Linked DNA regions of Mus musculus: region 1 is linked to region 2. Evidence: chromatin loops called from intact Hi-C (ENCODE). Cell type or tissue: heart. All regions are shown on one strand. Each heading gives the region's core, and the rest is flanking DNA. Links, peaks and the distances in the headings are about the cores only. Region 1 holds the start of 1700056E22Rik (RIKEN cDNA 1700056E22 gene). Region 2 holds the start of Rab3gap2 (RAB3 GTPase activating protein subunit 2).

Region 1 (11,637 bases), core at 2,531-10,530, 1.2 Mb after region 2:
AACCTCAGACGGATCAGGCATCTTTTGGGAAAAAAAAAAAAAATCTCTGAAAATAAACCAAGAAGGCCTGGGGACTTACAACCATATAGTCAAACCATCTACCCCCACCCCACCCCAGCAGACACAGGCTCCCTACAAAATTCACTCACTCCAAAATGGTACCACTCCCCCACTAGCTGAAATACAATCTCAGCTCACCAACAAGGTGAATCCTAAAATAAACCTCAGAAGAGAAGCCAGCCCAGGATGGTGTGCTTGATCCACTCAAGAACCTAGGAGAAGCTGCACACCATACTTGTTGAGAGAAAAGCACCTCTCATCTCTACCTCAAGGGCGCTCTGACATTAACCTCTGGTCTGAGCAGAGAAGAGGCTAACAGGGGACTCCATGTCCCATCTCCTTTAGCTCTTCCCTAACTTGATCCTGATTTTAGGCCATTCCTCACAAAGGTACCACTTAATAATGACAACAAAGTAGACGACCAGACCTTTTACTCCTGAACTATGTATTTTCAACCAAATTCCAAGATAGTTGAAGGAACAACCCCCCCGAAAACTACAAATAACCCAACCTCTACCACCAGAGCGTCTTCCCAGCCGGCCGCCAGGGTCGAACCAATCCGAAATGATGAGCCCTCAGCGCAGCTGCCCAGGGCGCCTGGTGGTGAGGTCAGCAGCCCCGCCCCACTGAGGCAGTCTTTACACTGACTCCCATGAGCAAACCCAGGCTGCAGGGATCCTCAGATGTACCTATGGGAGAAGAGTACAGGAATCCCTTCTTCTTCCTCAGCACTGCCCAAGAGAGACATTTCTCAGCAACTGATGGGCCATCCCTCTACCCACCAAGCTCCACAGCAAGAGCTAGGATAGGATCTATGCATCGTAATCAGCCCTGTGTTCGAGTTTAGAGCCATCATAAACTACGTTGTCTGCTTACTCTTCTTAGATGACACAGACAAAAGGGGTTGATTTTTACCAAACCTATCCTATCTTCAGGAGGCAGAAAAGATGCCTACAAAGCTATTGGTTACAGGTGTGGGGATTTGTAGATGGTGTTTTCTCAGCTGTGAAAAGAAAGACAAGATGGGACCAAGGGAAGTGCAACAGGCTAAAGCCACATCAGATGGGGGGGGGGAGTAAGGGGGAGAGGGGGGTTTCTAAAAGTCAACCAAACAAAAATTCAGAAGAACACAGCTACACAACAGAACCCTGACATATTTGTGACTCCGAGAAAACTTACTGCCACTGCCTAGGACAGTGCCCAGAGCTTCTAGAACTGTGAGCCCGCATGCCCCAAAGAGAGCAGCCTCCACAGTTGTCCACAAAGACAGCAAAGGATTAGCATGGGAAGAGGCATTACACAGCAAAGGATGGCTGAGCCACATTGCTAAGAGCAAGGACGATGTTTAGAGCTATCCCACCAAGACAAATCCTAGATTGCTTCCCTAAGCAGTCGGTCCCGTTAAATGGGAAAAGTGTTCAAAGGAACTCAGCACCACTGATAATCAACCACTCTTTAGTGCTGGGGTTGGGACACCCCACCCCCTCCCACCCCACCCCACCCCACCCCACCCCACCCCACCCACCATGCACACAATGGCTCAAAATTCGAAACGAAGATAGTTATCACTCTCCATCATGACTAGGTAGATATTATCAGAAGAGTAATGCTCAAAGCCCAAAAGGACAAAGATGAGCAAGTGGACTGTGCCCATGGTCAGGACAACACTGTATGTTAGAAGCTCAGAGAAGACTGGGTCATCTATTCCTTTTTTTGGGGGGGGGGGGGTGTCCAGTCATCAGTTATTCTACACTAGGGGAAAATGATGTATGACTCCTTCTAGGGAAGAGACAGAAGCTAACTCTTGTCAGGTGATACCAGGAAGGATGGTTGTAGGCGGTTCACATCTCTATCCCCTGCAGCTTCCTCAGAGGAATGGATGCATTTGGAGAATTCACACTTTCAATGAGGCTTTAAGATAAAGATGCATGCCTTTGTTGAAGATGACTAGAAGCAATAAGAACATCAAGACAATCAGGTGAGAAACAGCAAGAGTTTCTCCCACAAAGTACTGGCACCTGTAGACGCAGCTTCCTCTGATCCATCGACATTTGTCAGGCCTTGAGAGATCAAAAAAGTTCCAACCCACTCGAGGACTGAAACAGAGCTACCAGAGAAGGCATGGCTTGAGATACCATCTTGGTTGTACAAAGTGCCTTTTGCAAACCATCTCAAGTAAAATGTCATAGGCAACCCAAAGTGGCAGCCAGATCAAAGCTGGGACTCAGATCTTATATCAATTCATTGCTACTTGGACTTTCTTAATGTACCAAGAGAGTAAGAAAAAGTTCGAAGTAGAGACAAGAAGACAGGCTATTTTATTTTGGTTCATGGTGCCTTGGGGTTAGAAGAAGGCTGCCACTTGTAAGAGAATCTCATAGGGAAACCTAGCTGATCAGGACATTATTTGAGGAAGGAATGTGGGGGGTGGGGGTGGGGAGGGAAGGGAGAGTCATTACCTTTCAATACCAGGGGTTCTTTGCCTTCTCTCTTCAGGGACTCGAGGACTATGTGAAGTGGCTGGGATGGTGTCACACGGCTCGGCTCATTGGTATTCTCATCATAAACTATAATTTCTTTGGAAAAGATCCTCTTGAAAGAGTCTTTGCCTTCCCTACAGGAAATCAAGTCTAAGACAGTGATCTTGCCCTGCTGCAGCCTTCGCCGGCTGATCTTATCGGCACAGTTAATGTGGACAGCTCCTTGGATGTGACTCTTGTTGTACTCCATGAAAGGCCTGCAATCGATGATGACGGGACCCTGGCTGGGCAGGTGACTCTTGCTGCATTTGGTCATCTTCTTTGCCAGGTCATTGGGGTAGATGATCTTGATGCTGGCTAGCTGCTTGGGAGTCCCTGACACAGGGCTGCCCACCCCACCCGATGGACTTAACACAGAGCCTGTGTTTTCATTGTTGTTGACCATCTGGTTAGCAGGGCAGGTGGTCGAGGTTCCTATGGCGGTGGTGGCAGTGCCTGCAGCAATGGCTTGAGTCTGGGCCTGATGATCCTTGTCGTAGGTTGCCACAGTGCAGCAGCTAGTGCTGCTGCATCCGCAATTCAGGGAGCGGGCAGAGCCGCTGGATGAGGGCATATACGTCAGATTCGCAGCCTTGAGGGTCACAACGGCGGTGGCAAGGACAGGAGCGTGGCTACCACTACCTGGGCTGGCAGAGCCAAGGTAGCTTGAGTCTAAACAAAGGTTGAGATCCTGAGGTCGGACAGGCCTAGATAGTGCCACTACTACCCTGTCGTCTAAAGGAGATGGAGGCATGAGGAGGCTGAAAACTGGCAATTCAAGAAGTCAAGAGTCTGGAAAGAAGGGGAAGAAAGAAAAAAATAAAGTCACATGAAAACAAAGCCAGTCTCATCCAATCCCCGGGGGAAGACCTCTGCATATCTCTGAGCAAAGTCAAAGTCCTTCTAGGTGCCCTAGGTTGTGATACTATCAAAGGCTAAAATTCACTTTGATCTGTTCAGAGAGGATGCATACCTGAGGGGCCCCATCCATTCTGATGCTAAGTCAAAGGTTAAAATTAGACTTGACATTAGAAACGGTAAGAGACCTCCTGTCACATAATGTTAGAGACATGCATCCAAGTTCAGCCTTAGTGGAGGTAAAGGCACAGAGGCCTGAAAAACAGTGAAGGCAGACAGGGAGGCTCTTAGATTTATTCTGAGCCTCCTCTCCTGTGCAGAGAAGTCTATTTCACCTGTGATGGATGCATCTGTCCACCCTGGCATGTACTGTATTTCATTTCTTTCCCCAGAGCCAAGGCAAAGAGACAAGCAAGAGCACTGTTGGAGCTCACAGAGATGCACGGAGATGCTTGGCAGCTAGCTATATTTACATGGGGGCTGGATGTTAACCTTCTGCATATCAGAAGGAATGTGTCTCCCTAAGTCAGCCTCCATGGCTAGGAGCTAATCTTCCTTTCCATTCTGGTGGGTCCTTTGAAAAGCTCAACGTCATCCTATTCAGAGCTCACATTAGACTCTTCCAAATCAAATCAAGCCATTACCACACACACACACACACACACACACACACACACACACTTACACTACGAATAACTATCCAGAAACCAAGTTTCCAAGGAGTCAGATCTAGGAACCCCACCCCAGGCTGACCCATGGCCCGTTCCTCTGTGACCCCACTCATCCTTACACTTCTCTATGCTGTGCCCCTAAGCAAAAAAGAGCATGTGTTTCATCTGGTCATACAGACAGACTTTGCATCTCCACTGGAGTGGCAACTTTGTAAAAAATGTTTCAACCCTATACTGATATTCTTCTTGGAAACAGTGTGGATTCCAAGAGGGCAACCTCACTCGTCCCTTTACCACAGTTAGGCTAATTGGGAAGCTCAGACCTAGAGCCCACGGGGGCTGCCTTTGCCTCCTCCAAGGGTGCCTGCAATGGATCACTTTCCTCCTCCCGGTAGGCACAAGGCCACCCTATAACATAGCAATTCTGACTCCTCTACTAGAGAAATCAAACCCCAAGCAAGAGCCACTCATCTAAACGAACTTTAAGAGCTGACTGGAAAAACATCAAGGATCATCGGTCTATTCATGACCGTAACTGTTCTCTGAGACCGAGCCAAAGTGTCACCAGCAAAATCCACACACGCGCACCCAGGAGCACGTCCCCACCCGTGTAGGCATATCCCCACTGACTCGGGTTTCTCTCACCCACCTTTGGTTGGGAGCAAAGGATCAAACCTTCTGCCTGCCTCCCTCCCTCCCTCCCCTCCCCTCCCCTCCCTCCCTCCTTCCCTCTCCCTTGCGTAGTATTTTTTTTTTCAGAGCGAGTACTATTCCAAAAACTGTTAACTGTGTCCCAGCTGGAACATGAATGCAGTCAAAGTCTTTGCTATTTTGCTACCTGGTAAGGGGACATCCAGGATTAGTAGCCTATTCCCTAGGAGGAGAACCCGGGAACGACTTTCCAGAGACACAGGCTGGGACCGGTACCTCTTCACTGTGCTGCTGCTCACACACGGGCACAGAGCGCACTGAGATCTGCATCCTTGCAGCAGATAGCTCCAAAGCCAGTCTGGCCCGGGAAACCTCCCACAAAAATAGCACGAACCCCCTACCCCCTTTCTCGCTAATCTTCCTTCCACCACTAACAGGGACTGAAGAAAAACCAAGTGCTTAAAGAATGCTCCTTCCCCACTCCTGGGGCACGTAGCATCCCTATTCCGTGCCACCACTGAGCATCATGAGCAAAGCCTTGGGCTTTGAAAACTGCCATAAAGCATCTTAACCAAACCAAAACTCATTTCCCCTCTTCATCCCAGGGCAAGCAGAGCCAAAAGACTAAACCTTAGGATCTTCCTTACCTGACGTAGGTCCGTCTCTGTCTCTCTGACACTGTCTCTGTCTCTCTCTCTCTCTGTCTCTCTGTCTCTGTCTCTCTCTCTCTCACTCACACACACACACACACACACACACACACACACACACACATACACACACACACACACACGGAACCCTCCACCCTCCGGCTCTGAGTGACCCGTGATGTCTTCCACTTACTTCATCAATAAGCGTAGCCCTCTACCATCTGGCGCCCGCTCCAGCTATGCGCTCGCGCAGTGCGCCCCCATTCACTCAGCTTCATTGATCCCCAGCAGCAACACAGAGTTACTTTCTCTTTTGCTACAGCGTAAATGTAAGCTTTGGAGGGGGCGGGGTTGCCTCCGAGCGACGGCGCGATACGCCAATGAAGACCCAGAGGCTGCCGCCCGCTACATCACAGTGGTCTCTGACCAATAAGAAGCCGAGGAGGGCGGAGAAAGGGGCGAGGCCTCGCCTTGGGAGGGAGGCCGGCTCGGACCCGCTAGTGGGTTTGGTGTGTTAGAACGCGCGGGTGGTGATGTCATTGGCAACCAATCAAAAACTTAAAAGTGCTAGCCCGGGCCCGCTTGGAGCAGCGGCTCTCTATTTACATGTAAACCTAGGCAGCAGGACGCGGTTAACCCTTCCTGGGACTGAAGTGTCAATGGCTTGCTCTGGTCGCTCCGGCTGAAACTGGTTCTTCTGACCCTCCCCCGCCCCCTGTTGAGGACATCAGCCTCGCGGGGTCTCCATTCCGCCTTTTGACTCCAGGTGGAGTGTCCATCCAACTTTCCCCAGGCCGGAGACGACTCGAAGCCGGGTCCCTCCATGGCTGTGGCTGCGCCGCGCGGGACGTGAGCGTGCACAGGGCCGGCCTCCCCGCAGCCCCGCTTGGCCCGGCCCGCAGATGTCGCTGCCCCTCCGGCTGCCCTACTGCTCTCCCGCGCGGCGGCTGCGCGCCGTGCTCTTGTTCCCCTACTTCCGTGACCCTGTCACTCCTCCGCCGTCCCCAACCTGTTCTCAGGAGCCCGACTCCGATCCCGAAGGCGGCACTCCGGAGAGCTACTCGGAGGAGGACGCCTGGCTCTGTGAGAGCAGCCACTGGGGGCCGGTGTTGAAGGGCAGCGTGGGCGCCGTCCCGCAGAGCTGGGCGTGGCCGGGCCCTCCGAACGCCCCACAAGCCCCGCAGCCCAGGCACCGACCTCCTCCCAACGCGGTCCCCGCTTCTCCCGCGGCCACCTCCCCCTGTGCGATGTTTTGGAGCCCGCAGTCCATCCGCCCCCCGGTGCTGGGCCGCCCCCGGCCCTCAGTGGCGCAGGGCCCTCGGCGAGCCAAGGAGCGCCAGCCTGGAACAGCAAGCGCCGGCGGGAAGGAGCCAGAGCTCGGGTTGAACAGCCAGAATGAGCGGCGCTTGAGGAGCATGGAAGGGCCCACGCCAGCTCTCCCGATTCCCCGAACTTTGTCCATCAGAGGGGTCACTACTGGTCGGGGTATGTCACCGGTGAAGAGAAGTGGGAAGCTGAGCAAGCCTGCTAGCGCCTTGCCAGAAAAATATCAGGGAAGGTACAGAAGAATGACCCTGGAATTCAAAGGAGTGGAAAAGCCCAGATGAACTGTGATGAAGTTGCGTTAAAGAATCCTAAAGCAATAGAGCTTTTTATACCTCCCTACCCCCTCAGAGAGGAAGACCAAAATGTGAAGTAATTGAAGTGGAATAAAACATTATCAGCTCCGTGGCAGGTTCAGATGTCCTTAATGATGGGAGGCGTTTGCTTTAGGCCCCAGACATTCACCATTGCTGTTGATCTAGGATCATAAGGTGTCCAACCATCATCACCTTCGCTGACTAGCTCTGTCGATTCAGCATGATCTCCCTTGAGTTGAGCACTTCTACACAAGTGCACACTGGGGTTGGAAAAGGATTTTCTTTAGCCCCATTCTGTCTACACACCCAAATACACAGCACCCACACCCGAATGTCTGCACACGAGTGTCCAGGTCGCACCCTTTGGTCCTTAGATCTTTGAGGATTAGCAGGATCAGGCTAGTGGAGGAGGTAGGCTGTGCGCATTTTCCGTGGAACCCAGAAAAGAATTTCCCAGAGCACTTTTGTAGGTTATCTATATCCCTGAATATTTACTGCTGGGGTTCCCATTTACGGTTTGAGTTCTAGGTATTAGGTCTGATGCTTGTCTGTCCAGCCACATTTGCTGTGTTCATCACTGTGTACATTTGTAAACAGCAAACTCCCGTCCTTGCTCCGAAAAAGATGAAAAGATGCTTGTGGAAGTGGTTGGGGTATAGTAGAGCGAGGTTCTCTATTGACCGAAGGCTTTGGGAAGGTTGTGTTTGCTTTAGGCTGGAGGAGCCTCTGTCTAAAGGTACTGACAACCTGTAAATTGTGATTCACAAAGCCTGATGCCGGCAATGTGAGAAAGAAATGTAACTCATTTAATGAGATGATTATTATAGTTTCAGACTAATAAGTTATAGTAATTCTGTTAACTAAAAGTCTGTCATCCAGGCTGAAAAATTGGGAAAACTGACAAAATTACTCATCAATCAAACCCGAAGCATTGAGTAATTTCCATGTCATTAACATATGCATGGTAATTACCAGCCATTAACATATGCTAAAGATCCGGAGGCTTTTTAAATTAGGCAGCAGTTTGAGTAGCTATACTCAAAGAAGTCAGATTCCAGGTAGGTTTTTCCACTCACTACTCCAGGATGCTTTTGTGCCAAGGGAGGTGATTTCAATTACTAATTTGGAGTCATAATGTAAAAATACTTTCTAAAACTTAGCCCTTAAGTTTAAATGTATGGGATCAGTCAGTCAGCAAAGGGCCATGAACACAATCGGATACCCAGGAACACCTTGCTGTTTAGTTTTTGTCCCAGAGAAAGAGTAAAGCCTCTTTACTGCCCTTGGGCCACGTAGTGCACTTATGCTGGTCTGTGACTTTGTTGCTACTGAAAGGAGCATAGAGTTTCTACCAGATCCTTGTGCTGTGTGTTAGAGCTGAAGGACAAAGCTAATTGTGGCCAAGATCAGAGACAGAAAACAGACTGATACAGGGCATGTTCAAGAGGTTAAGTCAGGTGCTTGGTGGCAGAATGGTGAGGTCTTCAATAGCCCTGAAGGCCAAGATAGATTCCCGGATTCGGTTAGGGAAAGGGAGTTTGGCAAAGTTAAATCCCCAGGTAAGGTGGCATTCAATCAGCAAATAGGGAAGGCACTGGGGAATAGAAAGGAGGAAGTAGGAGATGAAGTCCCAGGAGTACGCCTGGGAAATACTTCACAACCCTCGCCAGCCTAGACCTGGGCTAGGAGCAGCCCCTGGAGAAAGAGGCCACGAAGGTCCACTCGCATGTTGAACTTCAGTCCTCAGTGTGATAGTATTAAGGGATAGACACTTGTCTGAGGTGGTAATGCCATGAGGGCAGGGCCTTTGCAGATGGAACTGGGAAGGGAATTATTGTGTCCTCTCTGCCCTGTGTATATGTCGTGTTCATTTCTTCCCAGTTACACGGTGACAGTGCATCTTGGAAGCAGAGGCTAGGCCCTCACCAGAGGCCTTAATCTGTCTCCTCAGACTCAAGAACTCTGGGAAGTGAAGTTCTGTTTTTAACTGCTGAGACTGAATTAGTCGTCAGATCTTGCACTCTGTCATTAGGAGTAAGTTGTAGCCCTAGAGGCAGGAGTGTTTATCTTCACTACTACCTGTAAGGAGCAAACATTTGTAGTGTAGAATGGTGGCCATTTACATGTGACTTTGAACACCTGAAATGTGATTGGTTGGAACCAAGACACATCAAGTCTAGAACACACATTGGATTTTGAAAACCTGTGAAACACATAAAGGATATTATGTCTGTGTTGCTTATGTTTTTTGATATACTAGGTTTCATAGCATGTCATTAAAATCAATTTCACTCATCTTTTAGTTCACATGTGACTAGGAGAGCGCCTAAGATGATTTATTTACTCCATTTTTGCTGGATGACACCATTCTGGAACCTGCCACGGCTGCTTTCATCTGAAGCCACTTGGATGTTGAAGATAACCACTCTACTAGGATTTCAGAGGCCCTCTAGGCTATCTGACAAGATGAACTAGAAGGAAGTGGGGCCTTGTGACTGGGAGTGGAGACCAGCTGTATATGACCACACCCTTACTCCCTCACAGGTATATAGATCTACAGATGGGGGCCAGGGGCATGTTTTACTCAAGAGACCACAAAGCCATCTTTTGTCATAAGAGAGAGAGCCTGACAGCTCCATCTGTATTGTCTGTGTATCTTTGAGATCAATTAGAGGCCCAGAGATAAAGATAGCATAAGCCCAAACCATGTTTGATACAGGACTTGGCCCAGACATCTCTTCAAAACTCAAGCCTGACCTCCATTGGCCGCACAGAGGTGACTGGCTGGACAGGTGAGGCCCAGTCCCCTTGTCTTCACTTAGGCAGCAAGACCCTTTCTCTGAAGCTGTCTTTGCTCCTGCCCCGTGGACTGCCACTGCCTTGTGATGTCACAAATATCTGCTGCTCTTTGTCAGAAGAGCATTCTGGTAGGCCCAACGGTCTTGATAATGCCTAACGTATGAGCCAGTTCATAGTGAACTGATGGCTTCTAATGAGTACGATGTGTTGCCACACTAAACGCTGTCCACATTCCTCCTGCCCCCCCAACAAGCCGAACCACTGAGTTTCAACCTTAGAAGTCACTGCCAAGGTCTGGCTCGGAGCTGCAGGTGATCTTACTGAGGTAGGGTACTGGAAGGGAAACAAGCACTGTGTGACATTGCTAACCATCCCAGGACTTCAGGTCTAAACAGGCGTTGAACATTCTCAATCTGGAAATGCAAAATGCTTCCAAATTCAACGCATTTTGAGCACCAATATCATGTTACCAATGGAAATCTCTAAATGCAGGTATGTTAAAAATAGAGATGGCTCCTGGGCATATATCCAGAAGATGTTCTAACCGGTAAGAAGGACACATGCTCCACTATGTTCATAGTAGCCTTATTTATAATAGCCAGAAGCTGGAAAGAACCCAGATGCCCCTCAACAGAGGAATGGATACAGAAAATGTGGTACATTTACACAATGGAGTACTACTCAGCTATTAAAAACAATGAGTTTATGAAATTCCTAGGCAAATGGATGGACCTGGAGGGTATCATCCTGAGTGAGGTAACCCAATCACAAAAGAACTCACGTGATATGTACTCACTGATAAGTGGATATTAGCCCAGAAACTTAGGATACCCAAGATATAAGATACAATTTGCTAAACGCATGAAACTCAAGAAGAACAAAGACCACTTTGCCCCTCCTTAGAATTGGGAACAAAACACCCATAGAAGGAGTTACAGAGGCAAAGTTTGGAGCTGTGACGAAAGGATGGACCATCTAGAGCCTGCCATATCCAGGGTTCCATCCCATAATCAGCTTCCAAACGCTGACACCATGTCATATACTAGCAAGATTTTGCTGAAAGGACCCAGATAGAGCTCTCTCTTGTGAGACTAGGCCAGGGCCTAGCAAACACAGAAGTGGATGCTCACAGTCAGCTATTGGATGGATCACAGGGCCCCCAATGGAGGAGCTAGAGAAAGTACCCAAGGAGCTAAAGGAATCTGCAACCCTATAGGTAGAACAACATCATGAACTAACCAGTACCCCGGAGCCCTTGACTCTAGCTGCACATGTATCAAAAGATGGCCCAGTCGGCCATCACTGGAAAGAGAGGCCCATTGGACTTGCAAACTTTATATGCCCCAGTACAGGGGAACGCCAGGGCCAAAAAGTGGGAGTGGGTGGGTAGAGGAGTGGGAAGGAGGGTATGGGGGACTTTTGAGATAGCATTGGAAATGTAAATGAGGAAAATATCTAATAAAAAGTATTAAAAAAATAGAGATGGCTTGGCGGTTAAAAGCACTCACTGACTGCTCTTCCAGAGGTCCTGAGTTCAATTCCCAGCAACTACATGTTGGCTCACAACCATCTGTAATGGAATCTGATTCCCTCTTCTGGTGTGTCTGAAGACAGGAAGAATGTACTCATATATAAATAAATCTTTAAGGTTATATGTATAAGGTTTACATAAAACATAGATGAGGGAACTGAAGCAATGGCTCAGTTGCTACAGTATGCTTGCTGTTCTTGCAGAGGGCCTGAGTTCTGTCCCTAGCACCTACACGTGGTAGTGAAAGAACCTAGTGGG
Region 2 (11,637 bases), core at 1,842-9,841:
CCTGGCCTACAGAACGAGTTCAAGTCCCACCTGGACAATTTAACAACATACTATCTTGTTGTTGTTTTTAATGTAAAGAGAACTTTTGCAGAGTGACTCAGTGGTAGCCCGCATGCTCATCAGGCTCGCCTGCTCGCCCTCCCGCCCTCCCGTTGTCCAGCTTAATTCAAAGGAGGTGTTCAATATATTATTAACCAAATGAAGAGGCTAAAGAACACGCAAGTGTCCATTTCCTTTTGAGAAGAACTTCTCTGTAACCTTCTTCCTCTTTTAAGAACATTTGGTAGCTGTTGACATTTTTACTAATGGCCTCCTCCTCTCTACAGACATAAAATAATATTTACTGTGTATAAAAAACTGATGTTCAATATGCTTTGTTACCCATTAAAGGTTATAGTAAAAAGTCACCTTGTCATTAGTTCTGGTGGCTCCGGCCGTTACCGGATGCTTCCTTCTCTTTTCTAAAAGCAAGCCAACAGGAAACAACTATTAGCTAAACTAAGAGCCACACTGCAGTACTCAGATCATGCTCAAATATTCTGACATGTGATATTTGTCTCTGCGTGCCGGCATTATCTGCTTTTTCTTTTGCCTACACACTGTGTGTACACGTTTACTCACTATTTTTCCACTTCAGACTCTAGGCGCGAGAGCAGCCTCACTGGAAACTGTACCACTGTGTAACGGGGCTCACGCTTACCCCTGAGAGCTACACAGTAGGAAAGCCAGATCTCATGTCTGAAATAGGTGTCTGCTTTCTAACTACTGTGAACAGTTACTGTTAACTGTGAACACTGGGGTCTTAGTTATGGTTTCTCTTGCTGCAATGAAGCACTAGGACCGAAAGCAAGCTGGGGAGGAAAGCGTTTATTTGGCTTACACGTCCACAGCATAGTCCATTTTTGAAGGAAGCCAGAACGAGAACTCAAACAGGGGAGGAACCTAGAGGCAGGCGCTGATGCAGAGGTCATGAAGGTGTGTGGCTTGCCGGTTTACTCACCAAGGCTTGCTCAATCTGCTTTCTTATAGAACCCAGAACCATCAGCCCAGAGATGGCACCACCCACAATGGGCTGGGCCTCCAACATTGATCCCTAATTCAGAAAATGCCTTACAGCAGCAGGATCTTGTGGGAGCTCCTTCCTCTATGATGACTCTAGCTTGTGTCAAGCTGACATAAAATCAGCCAGTACACCTGGGAAACCAGAGTTCAAGGTATTTCATTCATTATTTACTTATATTTTTATTTATATTTTATGGTTTGTCTGCTTGTATGAATGCATACCACTTGTGTGCCTATGTCCCCAACAGCCAGAAGAGGGTGTTGGATCCCCTGGATCTGGAGTTGTAGGTGGTTGTGAGCCACCATGTGGATGCTGGGACTCACACCTGGGGCATCTGGAAGAGCAGTAAGTGCTCTTAGCCTTTAGCCATCTCTCCGTGTCAGAGTTCGAGATATTTTTTAAAGCTACAAACTATAGTCTTATAATTCATAATGCAAAATAACAAAAAGCCATTTGAGTTATAGTCTGTAGGTTTTGGTGTCCAGGTAGCAGCTGTTTTCTATAACTGGTATACACACTGAAAGTACTATTAAAAGTATTAAGTCAAGTGATAAGCCTCCACAATTCACAAGTAACTAGATCTTTTGTTTTACATATCCTCTTGACATGAACTATGTAAACAAATTAATATTGTATCTGATAGAAAATTTAAATTTAAAATGCCTGGAGGAATGTTGCTTCCCAGTAAATAACCACTTAAGACAGCAAAGAACAGAAAAGCCACCGGACATCAGCTGTCTATCAGCTCCTACTTACTGGCTCTGCTACCTTGACTTTGCTTTTAGTTGGTACTGAGACTCGAACCCAGGGCCTTGCTGCATGTGCTCTCTGCCTCTGGAACACACCTGGAGCTCCCAGCTTCACTTTCACTTTATACAATTTTCACTGTAACAACAGTTTGAGGCAACGCTTTCGTGATGCAGATCTGGACGCTTTGTAAGATGGCTCTGTAGCCAGAGTCATTCTAAGAAAGCCTAGTACGCTATCTATCTGTTGAGCAAGTTATGTTGTCAACTTTTATCTGTAAACTAACGCTGCATTTATACAAGTTAGATATAATTTCTGAAAGGGGGTTGCTAGTTGTTTATTTTCCAAATGAGTGGATTTCAGCCATAATAATGCCAATATGTACAAACTGAAAACTCCAATTTAAAAGTCTAATAGCCTATAGACAGAGTCTATATGTGCAAGGTGATTGCATTCCCAGCTGGCTTCACTGCATGTCCTTAGACAAGTCCTGTATGGTTGGTCAAAGACAAGTTCACTTTATGCCCTTAATCTATATAGTTTATATAGTTATATAGATGATTTTTACCATCTATCCCTGTACCAAGAAAACTATTACAGCCATAATCCACATTTGGCTTTTAAGCTGAATTAAAACTGTGGTTTCTCAGTTGCATGGCCACATTTGAAGGCCTCAAAAGTCAGACTAAGTCCCGAGGCACCACACGGACAGCGCAGAGATAGTGACAAAGCACGATGCTATGTTTGAGAATAAGAAGCTGGAGCAGGGGGGCTAGTGGGTGGTCAGAAAAGGCTGCTGTGAGGGGCTGACATTTAAGCTGATACTCAAAGATGTGACCAGCACGCAGAAATCTGCAAAGAACGTCCCAGGCACAGTCAACAGCAAGAGCAGAGGACTCAGGCACAGGTAAGCGTGGCTGGACCTGCACTCCAGCCTTCAGGAGGCTGGACAAGAGAGGAGGATCGAGGACAGCCTGGGCTCATAGTAAGTCCCAGGCTCCGTCTCAAAACCAATGGGCAGGGAGGCAGCAAAGGAAAGGTCTTAGAACCCATGCAGGGATTGTAGTTTTTAAAAACATTTAGGGTGTGTGTGTGTGTGTGTGTGTGTGTGTAGCACAACACACGTCTGTGTCACAGTATATGTGTAGGGATGAGGGGAGCTAGCAGGAGTCAGTACCCTCCTTCCATCATGTGGGTACTTCAGATTAAACCCAGGTAGTCAGGGTTAGAAGTAAGCTATTACCTGCTGAGCCTTCTCACTGGCCCAGAATGATTGATGTTTAAGTTTAAGTATAATTAAAAAAAAAAAAAAAAACAACAAAAACCCCTCTATGGATTATAAGGAGAATGTGAGAACACACACACACCCCCTGAAGCTTACCAGGACTATTGTTGAAATCTAATTAGAAGAATCTAAGCGTGCCCCTCTTCTCTACATCCCGTTTCTCACCCCACGTCTGTTGTCCCACACAACCTTCCTCACTTTCCCCTTTCCAATTCCCCCAAGGCCCTACACCCACACTTCTGGCCACTGTGCCACTGAAATGGCACTAGGGTCCCAGTGGCTGTCATCGTCCCCAAACCACTGCTATCTGACCTCTGCCACATTTCCCAAACTGCTGACCACCCCTCACCAGGGTCAGATTCTCTCCTTCAGCTTCTGAGACATTTCCATCACCTGGTGCCCCTCTCTCCCATCTCCCCAAGAACCCTTACAAGACTCCCCAACTTCAGTCTCTTCCTAAGGTTCTCGTCAGTAGCGAGTCCACGACACAACAGTTAGCATTCTATAGACTGAAACCACACTTCACCCTTAACTAATTATCACCTTGACTCCAGCTGCCATACCAAGTGTTGGACGTCTCCACAAGCATTTCAGATATGGCCTTCTTTCTCTCTCAACACACGCGCCTGTCAAGCCATCTATCATGTTAGAGCACCCTCACTCACACGTGACATTACCAGTGAATCATAGTGCTACCAGACGGAAACTACCAAACTTAAGTGGTAGGGAGCAGCAATGACTGGTACAAACTATTCATCCCTAGTTCCTCCCATATTTGATATTTTCAAACATTACTTTTCAGACAGACCCTACTAGGAAGCAGAATCTCCCTAGTGCCCTGGGATAGCTTCTAAATAGTGAAAAGGAGAGTGGTTTTTTAAAAATTATTACTGGGTCTACAGAGCAAAGTGATTTTCATATTAAAAATAAAGAAAGCAGAGTAAGATACCCTCTTTCAAAAGGAGAAATAAAGGAGCATATAATAAAATCCTCAGGTAATACGCAGCATTTAGTAAGCAGCTTTGGGATTTATATTCATGAAGTAGGGCTTGTTAACGTTGTTTGATGGTAATAACAGGCGCTGTTTCTCACCTCAATAGACGCCAATTAACTTTTCTCGACCATGTGGCTGTAATTTTAGTTCCTACCCTGGATTCTCCTCACTTCCTAAGAGGTTACTTTTCTTACTTGGCAGTTTACTCACCACCTTAAAAACCCTTCACTTGCCAATCGGCCATTTATTCCGTAAATCTGAATGACAGAAAAGAGATGGAAGAGGGTGGGGATGCTAAGCACCTCTTGAAGGGGCAGAGCAAAGGCTACATACAGTGCCAGAAATGGAGAAGGATGGGAGTTGGAACAAGCACAGGGTGGAGGGCTGACATTAGGCAGGGACTGGGACGGAGGATGCTATCTCTGAGCAGGTGGTGTGCATAGGGAGAAGACGTGGAGCTGGGACTGGGAAGGAGGGGGTGGGGAGCGGTGACAGACAGGCGACAGGACAGGAGACGCAAAAGGCTGAGGCTGAGAGAGACGGGACGCCGAGGGAAGGGAGGCTTGCAGCCGCGTCCCGGTCGCCGGGACACTTACTCGGGTCCCTCTTCAGGGCGCCGGGGGTCTCCTCCCGCAGGTGAGGGAATAGGAAGTCGCGCGCGGACTGCAGGTCCTGGAAGGAGCAGAACTGGACGATGGAGCAGGCCATGGCTGCAGGGACCCCGCCTCGCGGGGCTCGTGGTCCCTAGCCACGCCCGGGCCACTCCACCCGAAGGCTGACAGCACGGAGCCCCGAAAGCTTCAGCTACCCTGGGGGGGCGGGGACGCCAGACCGGAAGCTGTCAGCACTCCTCGCGAGGGGAGGGTGCTACGCATGCGCGGGACGCCCCGAAGCTGCGCGTGCGCGGGCCGAGCGGGAGCCGAGGGAGGGTGCAGCTTCGGACACGTGACTCGCGGTCTTGTGGCGGAGAGTTAGACGTGGAGCCTGGCCGCATTCTTTCTTGGGCGAGCTTGTCCCGTCATTCTGGCCTTCCTCCAAAGGTGATCTAATTGAACTTTGCGGGGGCCATTGAGTCACCCAAACAATCTTGTTGGTGTGCTTCTACGGACACGACCTAGATCGTTCGCAGATCAGGCGGTTTAAGCTGAGTGTGGGCAGGTGCCTGAGAACTTCGTAATTTTGTTTGTGCTTTTGTTTTTTTTTTTTTTAATGTGGAAGGCTATCCTCAGCACCTATACCCCAACTCCCAAAAGAGTCTGCGGCGCCTATGCCTGTAATCCTTCCTACCTCAGTCTGAGGCAGGTGAATTTCTGGCTGTTGAAGCCACTATCCTGGGCTACAATGCAAAAACAGTGTCTCAAGTAACAAAGCGATGGAAAGCAGCTCCTTAAGGGCTCGTATTAAATAAATACTCCTATCTATAAGTTGCCACGGTTCTGTGAAAGCCCGATGTAGTAACAGGACCAGCGCAGTATTGAATGGTGCTCTGTAATCGTCCGTTTGCCTTTTCATCCGTTTGTTCATCTAACCGCCCAACAAGTATTTGTTAGTGTTTTCCGTGCCAGCCACACTCTAGGCACAGAGCTTCGGAACAGAAAGGGACACATTCCTACGGAACTAAAAAGCTAGTGACTAACACAGGCCAAGTGAAGCAATTACTTACTCAGCTAACTAAAACTGAGAGAATGCTAGGCGGGAAAGAACAACAAAACAGCACGGCAGAACAGAGCTGGGGAGACTGACCCTGTACTTTTCCTTTGGGTTTTGGATAAGGAAAGCACCATCCTTATAGACTCCTGGAGGACTGGGGATCCGTTTAACCCCTTAAATACCTGGTCTCTAGCATGGGATCTGGCACCCAGTTGAGTCCTTGATAAATACTTACTGAAGTATATACACATAAATTAAAGACCAACCTGAGTCTTTTACTTGGATTTGAAAGTACATTTCCATATCTTGCCCAGTTAGACTGTCATAAATATCTTCAAGGAGTCTTGTTTCTTTGATTGTTTGAGATAAGGTCTAGCCATGTAGTCCAGGTTAGCCTCAAACCTTCAATTCCCCTCAATGTCCAAGCACTGGGATTATATGTGTGTACTGTACCATGGCTGACTTCAAAAGAATGTGTTATCCTAATTTTGTAAATGAAAAAAAAAATTGCTCTGTCTCTGATGAAGCTCTTGAAACCCATTTAGCTTACTTTCTTTTTTTTCTTTTTTTTTAAATTAGGTATTTATTTCATTTACATTTCCAATGCTATCCCAAAAGTCCCCCACACGCTCCCCCACCCACTCCCCCACCCTCCCACTCCCACTTCTTGGCCCTGGCGTTCCTCTGTACTGGGGCATATAAAGTTTGCATGATCAATGGGCCTCTCTTTCCACTGATGGCCGACCAGGCCATCTTCTGATATATATGCAGCTAGAGACAAGAGCTCCAGGATACTGGTTAGTTCATATTGTTGTTCCACCTATAGGGTTGCGGATCCCTTTAGCTCCTTGGTTACTTTCTCTAGCTCCTCCATTGGAGGCTCTGTGATCCATCCAATAGCTGACTGTGAGCATCCACTTCTGTGTTTGCTAGGCCCCTTAGCTTACTTTCTGAGATGTGTAAAAGCAAAAAAGATGGGCTGGAGAGATGACTTAGTGGCTGCCCTCCCAGAGGTCCTGAGTTCAATTTCCAGCAACCACATAGTGGCTCACAACCATCTGTAGTGTGATCTGATGCCCTCTTCTGGTGTATCTGAAGACAGCATACTCACATATAAAAACACTTAAAAAAAAAAAAAAAGGCAAAACGGATATTATTTATTTCAGTGTTTATACTAAAGCCTGTAGGCACTATGTCCTAAAGGAAAGTGATGTGCAATCCAGTTAGAGAATATTAGAGAATATTACAGGAATAATTTTGAGTCTAAAAGATGGGGCACGGAGCTTTGGCTTCTGTCAGGTCTGTTGAACACTTAGGCCCAACCGTGACACAAATGGTAACTGCCCTGGTTCTTACTTTTAATTCCTGCATCTAAACTGGACCAACTTTTACAAAATAAGATGATTTTTTATATTACATTGGCTCACCTCTAAGATACATGTTGGATTTGATTTACTGTAAGGCCATTTCAAGTATCAGGGACCTATAATTCTATAATCACAAACTGTAGAAAAGGCAGTTGCCTGTCATAGAAGTCCTTTCAGGGACCATCTTTTAAAAGGGTGTTGGGCTGGAGGGATGGCTTAGCAATCAGGATGCAGAGGACTCAGGTTTCTCCAGCCTCCTGTTGTGGCTCAAAACCATCTACAAATCCCGTTCGAGGGGATCCTGCACCCTGTGCTGAGCTCTTTGGAGGACAGACAGGTATGTGGTATGCATACGTACATGAAGATAAAACATTCATACACATAGGGTAAAGATAAATGCACCTTCCTTTTTGAAAGCCTGCAATGCTTCCTCAGAATACCCCTCAGTCCATGTTCTGATATAATCCAGATCTGATAAGATTTCCCCTAAAATCCAGCAACTGTGCCAAACTAAAATAAAATTTAAATCTAGGTCTGTAGCTTTAGTGATGAATACAGAGGATTCGACACTTCGTGGAAAAGTACAATGCCATGGTTTGAAAAGCACTGACGTTCGTTCGTCTTCGGGTAAATGCAGTTAGTGGAAGTGGCTGCGCTTGGCTGGTTCCGCTGGCTTTTGTTCTGTCCCGAGGCATTCATATATCTCTCTGTGGCATTCATTGAATCTCATTTCCGAGTTGGCTGAGCCTCAGACGTGAAGTTCTCTGACTTCCTTCCAAGCGGGGTTGAAAAGCTTCATTCATGACTGTTTTGAGGGACTTCAGATACCGTTCACAGGAGTGACAACAGGCTCAGGCTCTGAGCTCTTCCCTGCTTGCAGTGCTGCTGCAGTGGTTTAAGTGAAGTGGTGGGGGGAGAGGGGCTGTGTCAGAGAATGCCACTAAGTGCACAGTGTCAAGAAAGTGTACTGTGGGAAATGGGTCGCTCTTAGATGTCCCCACGTGAACAAGTTTGGGATTGAGAGGCAACCAGCAACCACAAGAAAGGCTCACATAAGGTTGTAGTTAGTACAGGAATGGTTAACAGCAGGCCTTCGCCAGTCCTTAATGGCAGCCCAAGGACAAAGGGTCCGAGCTGCAGGATTTGAAGCAGTGTGAGTCACAAAGCTACGGACTTAGAATAGGGAGCTCTGGGGTCCAAGTCAGCTCTGTTACCAGTCAGCTTTATGAACAGAGGCAATACACGCCACCTCTCTGGGCCCTCTTTCCTCCCTGTCTCTCTTTAATTCTATGTGTGTGAGTTCACATGCATGCAGCACTGTCGAGGTCAGAAGAAGGTGTCAGAGCTTCGGGAACGGAAGTTTCAAATGGTTGTTAGCCACCCAGTGGGTCCTGGGAACTGAACCCAGGTCCTCCATAAGGTAAGAAAGTGCTTTTAATCACTGATCCATCTCTCCAGCTAGGGACAGAGCTAATTTTATTGATCTATAGAATTGTGTGTGGGGGGTGCTGAGATCTCACGCCAATCCCAGGAATGTGTAGGTGTTGAGAATAGACCAGGAAGGGAGCTACCCCGAGAGAAGCACAGGTGGAAAGGGAAGGCATGAGGAGGACACGGGGAGGACAGGAGGAAGACAGGAGGAGGACAAGGGGAGGACACAGGAGGACAGAGGGAAGACAGGAGGAGGACAGGGAGAGGACACAGGAGGACGGGGGGCAGACAGGAGGAGGACATGGGGAAGACATGAGGAGGACAGGAGGAGGACCCGGAGAAAACAGAGAGGACAGGAGGAAGACAGGAGGAGGACAGTAGGAGGACACAGGGATGACAGGAGGAGGACACGAGGACAGGAGGAGGACACAGGGATGACAGGAGGAGGACAGGAGGGCATGGGAAGGACACAGGGAGGAAATGAGGAGGACAGGAGGACACGAGGGGGACACAAGGAGGACAGGAGGAGGACATGAGGAGGACAGGTGGAGGCTAGGTGAACACAAGGAGGAGGACAGCGGAGGATACGGGGAGGATGGGGGGGTAGGGAGGGCACTGGGATGACAGGAGGACAATTGGCTGTATTCTTTGCTCTTCTGTTGCTGTGATAAAATACCATAACCAGAAACAAGAAGTACATTTTGCTGAGAGATCACATCTTCCGCCACAAATGTGAAGCAGAGAGTGCAGCAGAAGTGGGGTGAGGCTATAAATCCTTAAAGCCCTCCCTCAGTGGCATACATCTTCTAGCTAGGCTCCACCTCCTAAATATCCTATCCCCTCCCCCAAACAGCATGACCTGCTGGGAAGTAAGTCTTCAAATAGGGGAGACTATCAGGGATGTTTTAATCCAAATCACCAAAGGTAACAGAGAGATGCAGAAGCCCCCCCTCCCTCACCCTGGCTTTGCTGAGGGACAGCTCTGGGGACAGCGAGCAGAAACCAGGATGTTCAAGGACTGCTTTTGGCTCAGCTAACATCTGTGGGTGGCTGATCACCCTGTAGGTGCTACAGTGGTCACAGAGGGAAGGACAACCAAGCTCTGCAGAGACCCCATGCCTGAAAACAGATGTACATGGATGACCCTAACAGGAAGCAGGGTGTGACGGGCGCCCTCCGTGGTGGCCAGGCTTGGTTGTCAGCTTGTCATATCTAGGAAGAAGGAATGGCAATTGAGACAGTGCCTCGGAAGGACTGGCTTGTGGGTGTGTCTGTGGGGCATTTTCTTGGTTGCTAATCGGTGTAGGGCCCAGTCCACTGTGGGCGGCACCATGCCTAGGCAGCTGGGACCGGGCTATGTAGGTTACTTACCTGGGCAAGCCAGAGGAAGACCGGGAAGCATTCTTTCTCCATGGTTTCTGCTGCAGCTTTTGCCTCCACTCCAGGTTCCTGCCTTGGCTTCCTCTCAGAGGTGGATTATAATCTGTAAGATGAGATAAACCCTTTTCTCCCCAAGTTGTTGTTTTTTTTTTGTCACGGTGTTTATCACAATAGCAGAAAACAAACTGGAATTCTTGGGCACCTTGGATAAAGGCAAGTAAGAACTGAGGAGTATTTACAAGGCTTATTTCATAGAAAAGTGGAAAAGAGGTGGCGGGGGGCGGGGGGGGGGGGGGAAGGAGGGATGCCAGTTTAATTCCTGCCTATCCAGAACGTTAAAATACAAATACTATGATCTGCTTTCCTTCTGCGTGCAGATGCCACTCACCTCTGCCTGTAACATAACACTAGCTCCAGGGGGATCTGACATCGTCTTCTGGTATTCTCAAGCACCATCACACACACGCACACGCACGTGCACATACATATACACACATACATAATGCATACATACATACATACATGTAAAAATAAAATAAGTTTTTTAAAAGAAGAAACAAGTGAGTGGAAAGATGGTTCCACAGATAAGAGTTCCAGCTGCTCTTGCAGAGGACCCGGGTTCAGTTCCCAGCACCCACTTGGTGGCTCTCGGGCATCTGTCACTCCAGTTCCAGGAGTTCTGACGCCTTCTTCTGCCTCCATGCCCAGTGCTCACATGTGGTCCACAGACACAGATGTGGGCAAAACATCCACACACATAAAATAAAAAATAAATACTTCTTACAAAGAAAGGCAGGCATGAGCATGGTTGACTGACAGGTAGTGCTGGGTGAGACCGTTAGGTCCTATCTTTATTCCTTCAGTGTCTTCGGGACTTCTCAAGCAAGGAGAGTTGACTTTTATGGAACCGATGACAAGCCACCTACCTACCCATTCACCCTTGCCCTTATTTTAAAACCTTTCTCTTTTAACAAGATAAACGTTATGTTACCGAGGTAGCTATAATCCTACATTTGAGAACAAACCCACTTCCCATCTTCTGTTGATTGCTTGCAGCCATGTGACTCAGTTCTGGCCAATGAGATGGGCGCACAGAGTTGTAAAGCTGCTTACCTGGGTCTCCAGGAAGCTCACTTAGAAGAACAGATAGATGGGAAAAACTGGTCTCTCCTTCACCTTTCCAGTTCCCTACCTAGAATTTAACGCCACAACAACTTTGTTATCCTCTCATGTGTTCATTAGCATATATTAGTTATACAATAAGGAATTACATTAGTGAATTTGTATATATTTTGATCATATGGGCCCTCATTACTCCTTCTTGTCTCCTTCCCACTTCAGCTGATCTCCTTCCTTTTCCCAAGTAATACCCCTTCCACTGTGTGTGTGTGTGTGTGAGAGAGAGTGTGTGTGAGAGTGTGTATAAGTGTGTGTGAGAGTGTGTGTGTGAGTGTGTGTGAGAGTATGTATAAGTGTGTGAGAGTGTGTGTGTGTGAGTGTGTGTGAGAGTATGTATAAGTGTGTGTGAGAGTGTGTGTGAGTGTGTGTGTGTGTGAATGTGTGTGAGAGTGTGTGTAAGTGTGTGTGAGTGTGTGTGTGAGTGTGTGAAAGAGTATTGTGAGAGTGTGTATAAGTGTGTGTGAGAGTGAGTGTGTGTGTGTGTGTGTGTGTGTGAGAGAGAGAGAGAGAGAGTGTGTGTGTACTGGTATGTGTATGAGTG

Evidence for each region. Peaks named below come from ENCODE experiments on the same cell type or tissue, not always from the same donor. Only the 100,000 strongest peaks of a DNase experiment are listed, where the experiment ranks them.
Region 1: it touches region 2 in a loop (3-fold over the local background); 4 of 42 quality-filtered maps call a loop at or near these places.

What each region holds. Positions count from the first base shown.
Region 1 is chr1:184,028,535-184,040,171 of GRCm38, reverse strand. It overlaps 1700056E22Rik (RIKEN cDNA 1700056E22 gene), which reads left to right and starts at 6,174. Exons shown (of 1, transcript NM_028516.1): 1 at 6,174-7,140. The coding sequence starts at 6,312. The coding sequence ends at 7,016. It overlaps Dusp10 (dual specificity phosphatase 10), which reads right to left and starts at 5,791. Exons shown (of 4, transcript NM_022019.6): 1 at 5,603-5,791; 2 at 2,520-3,371. The coding sequence starts at 3,333. In heart, for the core only: a CTCF peak has its summit at 6,308 (motif pointing right); DNase peaks (open chromatin) are centred at 3,081, 5,861 and 6,421; H3K4me3 peaks cover 3,800 bases; H3K27ac peaks cover 3,639 bases.
Region 2 is chr1:185,197,402-185,209,038 of GRCm38, reverse strand. It overlaps Rab3gap2 (RAB3 GTPase activating protein subunit 2), which reads right to left and starts at 4,871. Exons shown (of 35, transcript NM_001163754.1): 1 at 4,686-4,871. The coding sequence starts at 4,797. In heart, for the core only: a CTCF peak has its summit at 6,817 (motif pointing left); DNase peaks (open chromatin) are centred at 4,968 and 5,648; H3K4me3 peaks cover 2,770 bases; H3K27ac peaks cover 1,820 bases; H3K27me3 peaks cover 590 bases.